2 separate regions of the Mus musculus genome follow, and region 1 is linked to region 2. The links are chromatin loops, found by intact Hi-C in ENCODE. Cell type or tissue: heart. All regions are shown on one strand. Each heading gives the region's core, and the rest is flanking DNA. Links, peaks and the distances in the headings are about the cores only. Region 1 holds the start of Tsen15 (tRNA splicing endonuclease subunit 15). Region 2 holds the start of Arpc5 (actin related protein 2/3 complex, subunit 5).

Region 1 (4,394 bases), core at 263-4,262, 380 kb before region 2:
GTTATAAAACAATAACAGACTAGGTCAGAGGAAGTATTCTCAGGGCATGAACTGGTGATCTTTTCATGACAGAATAGATGCAGTCAGCCTTGCAGGACTTGAGTGTATGGAGAAGCGCAATGGTCCAGTGGGAGAAATTATGGCAACCAAGAATAAGCTACAGAAAGTCAAGTCTATAAAGAATCATTGCCACCAGGAGCAGAAAAAAATTTAGATTTTCATTGGGCTACGTTATGGGATGCCTCAATTTCTCTGGCATCTAATTTGCATATAGAAAAAAATCTGCTAAATTCTGAACACCTCCTGCTCTTGAGTGGGAGTTATTTGAGCTTTAAAGAAGCAAATTACTTCTTTCAGACTTGCTAGCTGTAATAGGAAAATCCCAGGAATCTACCCCTGCAGGGAGGCCCTGGGCATCCACACACAGTGGGGCAGGTGTGGTAAGGCCCTGGCCCTGGGCATCCACACAGTGGGGCAGGTGTGGTAAGGCCCTGGGCATCCACACAGTGGGGCAGGTGTGGTAAGGCCCTGGGCATCCACACACAGTGGGGCAGGTATGGCTGATCAGATATTCCAGAACCTTGAGAGGGCAGACCTAATTGGCTGCATGATAAATGTGCAGGTTCAAAAGAAGGACTTTACGTGCCCCAGATCTCAAAAAGTGCTTGACAGTGGTACTGAGACATCACTTTGTGTTAGGCTACAAGGTCTAATTTGTTGTTCCTGGAAGAAAAAAAAAAAATCAGGAAGATTTGGTGGTTTATACAGCCATTAAGTTCAATGGGAAAAGAATCTGCAAGTAAGAAAACTGTCTAGAGGCAACATCAAACCTAGATGGAGTTTCAATGGGTTACTAATACTTATATAGTACTTTTTATGTCAGACACCTTATAAACATTACCCTATGAGGTTAAGTACTACCATTATCCCTATTTTTTAATGAAGAGAGGTAAATATACCGAGACACGTCAAAAAATTGAAACAGAACTGCGATGAAGTCAAACAAGTCAAAGTTTACCAACTTTGAAACAGAAATAAGATTCAAACTTGGGAAGTCTGAACTGGCCTCCATGTTCCTAGTCACTGTTGATGTCTTCTCTGTTTCTCTCTACATCCTCCCCTGTCGTTATGGTAACTAGTGACATTCCCACGCTATTGTTTATGGAGTCGATGATGGGAAATCAAAGAAAACACCAAGCATAGATGGGCGTGATGGCTCACACCTTTAATCCCAGCACTCGGGAGGCAGAGGCAGGCGGATTTCTGAGTTCTAGACCACCCTGGTCTACAAGGTGAGTTCCAGGACAGCCAGGGCTATACAGAGAAACCCTGTCTCGAAAAACCAAAACCAAAACAAACAAACAAAAACAAAAAATAAAAAAACCCACCAAGCTTCATGAAGTGCTGAAAGGTTCCTTTTTTAAGATTTGTATTTACAAATATTCGCTTTCCTTGATTGTTTTAACACACTTATCCGACTCAATAACTCTCAAAGGGGGGAGTTGCCATTTTATTAATGAACCAGTCCTGGAGGTCTCTGTACAGCCTTCATTCATTATCAGCAGACTGCTTGTGGCTTAACGGATACAAAGTTATCAATTTCCCAAGCAGAAGCAAGCAGAAGGTTATCCTTATTTTCCTTGAGGCCAACACAGAAAATACAATGTCAATAGTTCTCTGGCCTGTACAAGAACTTACTCAAGCTTTCCAAGAAAGAAGAAAAATTAGGATTCTGTCCCCATACAGAATCAAGATGCACACTTTGGGCCTAAGGCTAAGTGTAATACGACTGTGCCTAAATACATTATTTGCGGACTCCTAGATCTCAGCCGTAGTCCACAAACTGTTTCTGATCGGTTAGCTGTGGACTCAGCCCATCTCAGAAAGGACTACATAGTTAGGAAAACAGGTATTAATGGAGGGCTCATCAGCGGCCTCTGGGTTAAGAGTGGCCTTGGCAGCATGACAGGAATGGTGTTAATCTATACTATATAACTCATATAAACAAACAAAAATGACACTGCGGGCGACCAGTGGCCTTGCACTCGGGGGTCCCCCCCTACCCCACGCCGCGAGGCTGGCGTGCGTCCTCCGCCGAGACGCGGGCCGGAGAGGGAGCGCGGTGCCGAGGGCCGGGTCGGCGCCCTGCTGGCCTCGCGCCTCCTGACCTTAGGGTGTGTGCCCATCCAGGCGTCCTCCGGAGCCCATGTGTGGGCGCCGCCGCCATCGCGAACGGGAGCCGGGCCAGGCCCGCTACATCCCGGGGTAGGTTTGGAATCGCTGCGCTCCTCCATGCCGCCCGCGCAGAAAGCCGTGGTGCACCGCAAACCCCGCTCGGCCAGAAGCAGACGGTCCAGCGCGCGGGAGTTCCGCTTCCCGCCGCGCACACTGGGCGGAGAGTTGGCCGGGCCACGCCCTCTGACTAGGGACCGGCACCAGCGCGGATGAGCTCCGCCCCCTCCACCTTCCCTCTTCACCACCTCCAGTCTGGGCAGGTTGTAGGGTAGAGAAAGTTAACTAATAACCTGAATTCAGAATTCTTCAGCCCTTCATAAACCCGTGCTCTCTAGCTTGAGAAATGAAGGATTCTTAACCCGTCTTTGCCTTCAATTCCTGGGAGCAGAAAAAGACCCCATTCAATGCCCTGCTGTCGAAGTTTAAAATTAAAACACAGTTGTAAAGCAAGTCCATCTTTCAAGATTAGAAAAAAACATGAAGTGTTGAACGGGTACTGAGAACTAACGTAAACAAATGACTTAAAAAGCCAAAGATGTGACCCTTCAGACTGATGGGTAGGACATGGCAAGTGGGTTTGGATTTACCCTGAGTAAGAAAGGAGCCAGTGGAGGTTCCTGGTATTAAGAGGAGTGGTTACAAAGCCACTATATTAACCAAGACCAAAAAGGCTTCCAAAATTAAAAAAGTACCAGGCAAAAGAAAACTTGTGATTCAAAACGCAGTAGATTAAGAATCTTGTGTTGAACCAGGCAGTGGTGGCCCACGCCTTTAATCCCAGCACTTGGGAGGCAGAGGCAGGTGGATTTCTGAATTCGAGGCCAGCCTGGTCTACAGAGAGAGTTCCAGAACAGCCAGGGCTTCACAGAGAAATCCTGTCTCGAAAAACCAAAAAAAAAAAAAAAAAAAAAAAAAAAAGAATCTTGTGTTGAAACAAAACTTTGATGAGACCATTACATCCATCAGCAATGAAATACAACAAACCATATTTTTAATGGATGGAAATCTCAAGGGTCAAATCTCAAAAATGAAAATTTTTTTTAAAATCCAAATAGGTATTCTGTAGTTCAAGATTACAGTTTTGGAAATAAAGATTTCCAGTGGGTGATTTTTGACAACCAAAATGGAATTTGGGGGGAAGAGCAGGTGAAGTTGCAGATAGATCAAGAGAAATCACTACAGATGAACAAAGAGTGAGATGTTATTTTCATAAGTGTGAGGGTGGCAGGGGGCAAAGTGCCAGGCTTAGTGGTGAATGATCATGATCTCAGTATTCAGGAGGCTGAAATGGGAGGATTGTGATGTTGAGCCCAGCTGAGTCTACAGAGTGAGTTCTAGATCAGCCTGGACTATAGATCAAAACCTGTCACAGTAAACGAACACGCAGAGAATGAACAACGCCTTAAGGAGTTGCCCCATGTTAGTGAACTAATAGGAGAAGGAGGTAGAAAACACTGAAGAAATGATGGCCAATTTTTTTCACAATTTCAATGAAATAAATTTGCCATTACAAAATGATAAAAAAAGTACCAATTAAACGAGACATGAGTTCCCATTGTTGAAGAAAAGAAAAAGAGAAAACCTTAAATATATCAGAAAACTAACTACGAGCAAACTCCACCTACAAAGATTCATATGAAATCATTATTTTTGCCTCCATAAAACAGCTGTTGACACATTCTCCCAAAAGCAAATACTACTAAAATTAGGAGGCTCCCTGAAGCAGCAAACACTGACACTAATTCAAGAGATCAGAAATGAAGAAACTCTCCTCTCTGGCTCCTAGAGCTTAAATCGGTCAAAGAGTTAATAGCATTTGGTTGCTAAACTGAGAATGGAGATCCTGGAACTCAGGAGGGAGATCTGAGAGTAGATTCTATGTGAACAACACTCCAACATCTGCAAGGGAAGATTTTCTTTTTTTTTTTTTCTTTTTTCTTTTGATTGGCTATTTTATTTATTTTATATTTCAACTGTTATCCCCTTTACTGGTTTCCCCTCCTATCCCATCCCGCTCCCACTGCTTCTATGAGGATTACCCATCCACTCTCGACTCCTTGCAATGGCATTCCCCTATACTGGGGCATCAAGGCTTCACAGGACTAAGGGCCTCTCTTCCCATTGATGCCAGACAAGGCTATTCTCTGCTACATATGCAG
Region 2 (4,394 bases), core at 149-4,148:
CCGCGCGTGCGCGGTGCGTCCCGCGCGCTCCCCTGCCGACGCGCGCTCCCGGGGGACGCGGGGGCGGAGCGGGGGCTGAAGGATGGCTGCAAGCAGAGGAGGAGGCCGAGCCCGCTAGCGCGCAGGCCCAGAAGCTTGCAAGCCGCGGCTGCCGGCGACGCCCCAGAGCGGAAGAGGGAAGTGAGTCGGACCGGGCTGGGCTCGCTAAAGGAGAGGCACCGCGGAGGGGCAGGCCAGCGTCGCGTCGCGATCCGGGATGTCGAAGAACACGGTGTCGTCGGCCCGCTTCCGGAAGGTGGACGTGGACGAATATGACGAGAACAAGTTCGTGGACGAGGAGGACGGCGGCGATGGCCAGGCCGGGCCCGACGAGGGCGAGGTGGACTCGTGCCTACGGCAATATCCTTACGCTCGCGGCGGCCGGGGGTTGTGGGGACGCGGGGCCACGCGACCGGCTGTGCCCGGCTCTAGGTGGGGACGGAGGACAGGAGCTCCCGGGGCCAGCAGGCCGCCTGTACCCCGCGGCCGCGCCGGCGAACTTACCGGCGGCGCCCCGATTCCTCAGGTGCGCGGTCCTAAGCGGCCGCGCCCTCCCCGGGGCACCGCTGGTGTCCTAGTGGGCACCTGAGCCAGTCTCTGCCCGGTGGGGACACGGGCGTCCCGCTTGGAGTCTTGCTTTCCTGTCCGGTGTGTGTGGTTGGCGGAGCGGGGATAGTTTATCCCTAGCCAGGAGAGATGGAGCGGTTCGCAAATCGAGGCCCTCGGTACATTCAGCCCCGGGGCTATTTCATCGGCAGCATTGTTTATTAAGAGAGAAGGGCTTTGGCAAGGTGGCATTATAATTCATGAACGAGCCGAAGGGAGTTTTCTTCTCCAAAATTCCCAGTTAAAGCTTGGAACCTTTCACCTGCTAAGAAAAGGCCACTAAAAAAGGGATAGCGAATGCATGCAGAGAATCCCTGGGAATAATATAAGATGAACCCCAGTGAATAAAGCAGAGAATGAGTCGGTTCTATAAATCAACATTGTTTTTCTGAAATTGTTTCCCTTCTAGTTAAAACATGGCTGTCAGTTCCTGGTTCCTTGGTTTGCATATCTGAATATTCATAACCTCGAAATTCATTTGCATCGATCCCTTAGAAAAATAGAATGTTACAAAAATCCAAACTGGAGCTTTAGAAAAATCGTATTCATTAAGTCTGTTCATACAGCTCTCCCCTCATCAATTTTCTACTAGATTATAATGAAGAAAGTGAGCAAAAACAGTGGTAACCACAGCATCAAACGTACATATATGTGCAGTATAGGTTTAACTTTCATTACCATAACTTTCACAGTTGTTACTAATTTGATTATTTGTTAAAATACTTGGGTTTTTTTTTTCTTTAAAAGACCATGCAGGCTTGACAGTAGTTTATTACCTACTGTAGATAATTTTTTATTAGACCCTTTGCACAGAAATGGTGAGCTTATTCTTTGTTTGTTTGGGTTTTTTTTTTTTTTTTTTTTTTTTTTTTTTTTTAGTCTTTATGGTGGATATATGATATTTTATTAAACTAATGTATTTTAGGTAATTTCTGGTGATTCCTACTGCTGTGTTCATTATCAATTCAGTCTACCTTTTTGTCAATCCATTTTAAAATATAAAGATATTGTCTCTGGTTCTAACTAGGAGAGACTTCAGATTGGTCGGGTACTACAGATGGAGGAACCAGTGACTCTGTTTCTCCTTTTAGGGAAATGACTGTCTGTTCTGACAGTCTGATTGGCCTTCCGTTTCCCCTGCTTGCTAACTCACCAGTGCTTTCAGAGACTGAGTAGGTATGGATGGTCCAGCCCAGTTTGAATAACCTGTAGGAAATAAAGTAAGCTGCCACCTACAGGTCGTGCGGGTTACTACATCATCCAGAGCCCTGTTCATATTAAGCTATTCTTCCATTCTGATTGCCAGAATAATCAGCCAGCATTTCAGTTAATACACAGTGTAGTTTCAGTATAAAGTCTAGGGTTGTTTTCCAGCAAGAGTCACACAGACAAGTGGTATACTTTGTTGGTAAACTGCATCATTTGGTGACCTAATAATTCTTAACACATAGTCTTAAGATTTCTTGAATACCCATCTAGACAATTGCGTGTATCTCACTGGAAAGTGTAATCTATTTGACTGATAGAACTGAGGTCAAAACAGTCTTTGCTTTTTTTTTTTAAATCTATTGTTTAATTCCAGTATTTTTACCATTGGTTGACATGTGGGAAACACACCCATGCAGTTTCTAATATCGAACATAATGACCATAGTAACTTTTGTTACTGTGCAGAAAGTCAAGTCAAAAACCAATATTCCTGTAAAGCAGGGGCCATCCTTTTCTGTTCCACCCTTAACCTTCGTTACAGGAAACATGACAGCTGCTCTCCAGGCTGCTCTGAAAAACCCCCCTATTAACACAAAGAGCCAGGCAGTGAAGGTGAGTTTCAGACTACAGCATTAATCTCTTCTGTTTCACTATTAGCAAAGTCCTTTGATGCCCCACAGTCAACATTGTACCTATTTCCTGTCCTTGACACAAGAGTTTACAGTGTGACTTTTGAGACTGAACCGCAGTCTATAACCTGGTCTGAAACTCAGGAGATCTCCTGCCTCCACTGGGATTAAAGGTATATGCCACCACGTCCAGCTTTAAAGGGAGCTTGTGACAAGTAAAAATGTCATGAAAAAAATAGCCCTGAAATGTAGAGTTAGGAGAGTGCCGTGTGGAGTGCAGTAAATTTAAAGGATAGAGCCATCACTTCTGCGTGTGCTTCAGGAGGAATCCACTCAGGTTGGATTTAAATGGGCTTGAAAAATAAATTTGCCAAACACACACAGCTGCTTCTTGATTTCCTAATTTTGTAAATATTAAATATTATAGAAAACAAAGCATGCGTGACCTTAAAAAGGTGATCTCTGTCCTACTTCCTTGGGTCTTATAGTTTTTCCTAATTTTGTAAATATTATAGAAAACAAAGCATGCAAGCTTAAAAAGGTGATCTCCATGCTATTCCTTGGGTCTCAGTCACTGCCTTATATGGTATCGCTGCACACCTAAGGAGTTTCTACAAGGGTTTGTGCTCTTTTAAAAAATAAATAGAATCTTACACTCCAGCTGTGTAGTCATGTACATGATCTTCTTTCCTTAGCAATAGATTATTTCTGTGGCATTTAACTGCTATACACTAGTATGTAACATCTTATATGCAACTGATCCCTGTTATTGCATGTTAGATTTTCTAGTTTTTCCTGCTAAAATTGATCATTTTAAATCTTAATTATTTATGTCAATAAAATTCCCAGAAGAGAAATGCTAGCACAAAAATGACATTTTTTAAAGACTTTTGATACACAAAGCATTGCCAAATCTCTCAGAAGAGCTTTGTAGCTTACATCCCTACATCAGCCCTCCACTGATTCTTAGGGAACTGCTTAGTTGTTTATTGTTTAAAATGCAGGCTAAGCAAAGCCCTGTAAAAGCCTACATCTCAGGAACCTAAGAACCTTAATTGAAGAGTAATATGTAAAAACATAATAATTATTGCAGCCACAAAACTTTATATTGGGGAATTTTTTTTCTTTGCTCCTTAAAAGTTGTTAGGAACATCATTAAATTTTCAATTTTACCCCTTCTGATTTTATGTGGTTTTGTTTGTTTGTTTGTTGATTTTGTTTTTTGGCAGCTTGTGGATAGGAGGTTATAGCTCTAGATGCAAAGATATATAGGGAAATGTCAGTCAGTCTTTAAACTGAAGAGAACGTTGGCGGTACAAACATTATGTAAAACCCCGCCCATAGGAACTCCGAAGACCCCACTGTGTTGAACAGAAGGAGCAGTGAACAGCTGAGAGGGTGGCTTCCGTGTCCCCTCTGCTTAGACAATGCCTAAGGGGACACCTGTGCTTCTGGAACAGGCTCTCCCAGAGGAGAAGTTCAGAGATAAGTATAGGTAAATCTAACGTCTGTAAGTAGGAAAGTTTAAAAAGTTTTACATGGTTTTAAAAGGGATCTTTTAAGAAAATAACCACTCTTGAAAGATCAAACAAGATAGAATTACATAAATCAGTTTTTTTCTTTGGTTAGGAGTTTTTAAGACCAAGAAGTAAATTTAAATGTTATAATAAATTGTTAAATTTTCCCATCAGTCCATCAGTCTATCAGTCCCCAGTTCTGCCTTCAGTTCTATCAAAAAAAATGTGTTCCTGAGCTGGACGTGGGCGCGCACGGACGTGGGCGCACACCCTTAATCCCACAGCTCAGGAGGCAGAAGCAGGCGGGGGTCTGTGGGCTCCAGACCATCCTGTTCTGCAGAGTAACCTCCAGGACAGCCACAGCTACAAGGAGGAACCCGGTCTCTAAAACAGCA

The links. Hi-C counts contacts between places; a loop is a spot of excess contacts. Peaks named below come from ENCODE experiments on the same cell type or tissue, not always from the same donor. Only the 100,000 strongest peaks of a DNase experiment are listed, where the experiment ranks them.
Region 1: it touches region 2 in a loop (4-fold over the local background); 6 of 42 quality-filtered maps call a loop at or near these places.

The regions. Positions count from the first base shown.
Region 1 is chr1:152,384,291-152,388,684 of GRCm38, forward strand. It overlaps Tsen15 (tRNA splicing endonuclease subunit 15), which reads right to left and starts at 2,392. Exons shown (of 5, transcript NM_025677.3): 1 at 2,169-2,392. The coding sequence starts at 2,294. In heart, for the core only: a CTCF peak has its summit at 2,376; a DNase peak (open chromatin) is centred at 2,351; H3K4me3 peaks cover 1,201 bases; H3K27ac peaks cover 740 bases.
Region 2 is chr1:152,766,469-152,770,862 of GRCm38, forward strand. Arpc5 (actin related protein 2/3 complex, subunit 5) reads left to right here and starts at 74. Exons shown (of 4, transcript NM_026369.2): 1 at 74-399; 2 at 2,393-2,465. The coding sequence starts at 257. In heart, for the core only: a CTCF peak has its summit at 1,890 (motif pointing left); a DNase peak (open chromatin) is centred at 1,833; H3K4me3 peaks cover 1,354 bases; H3K27ac peaks cover 1,335 bases.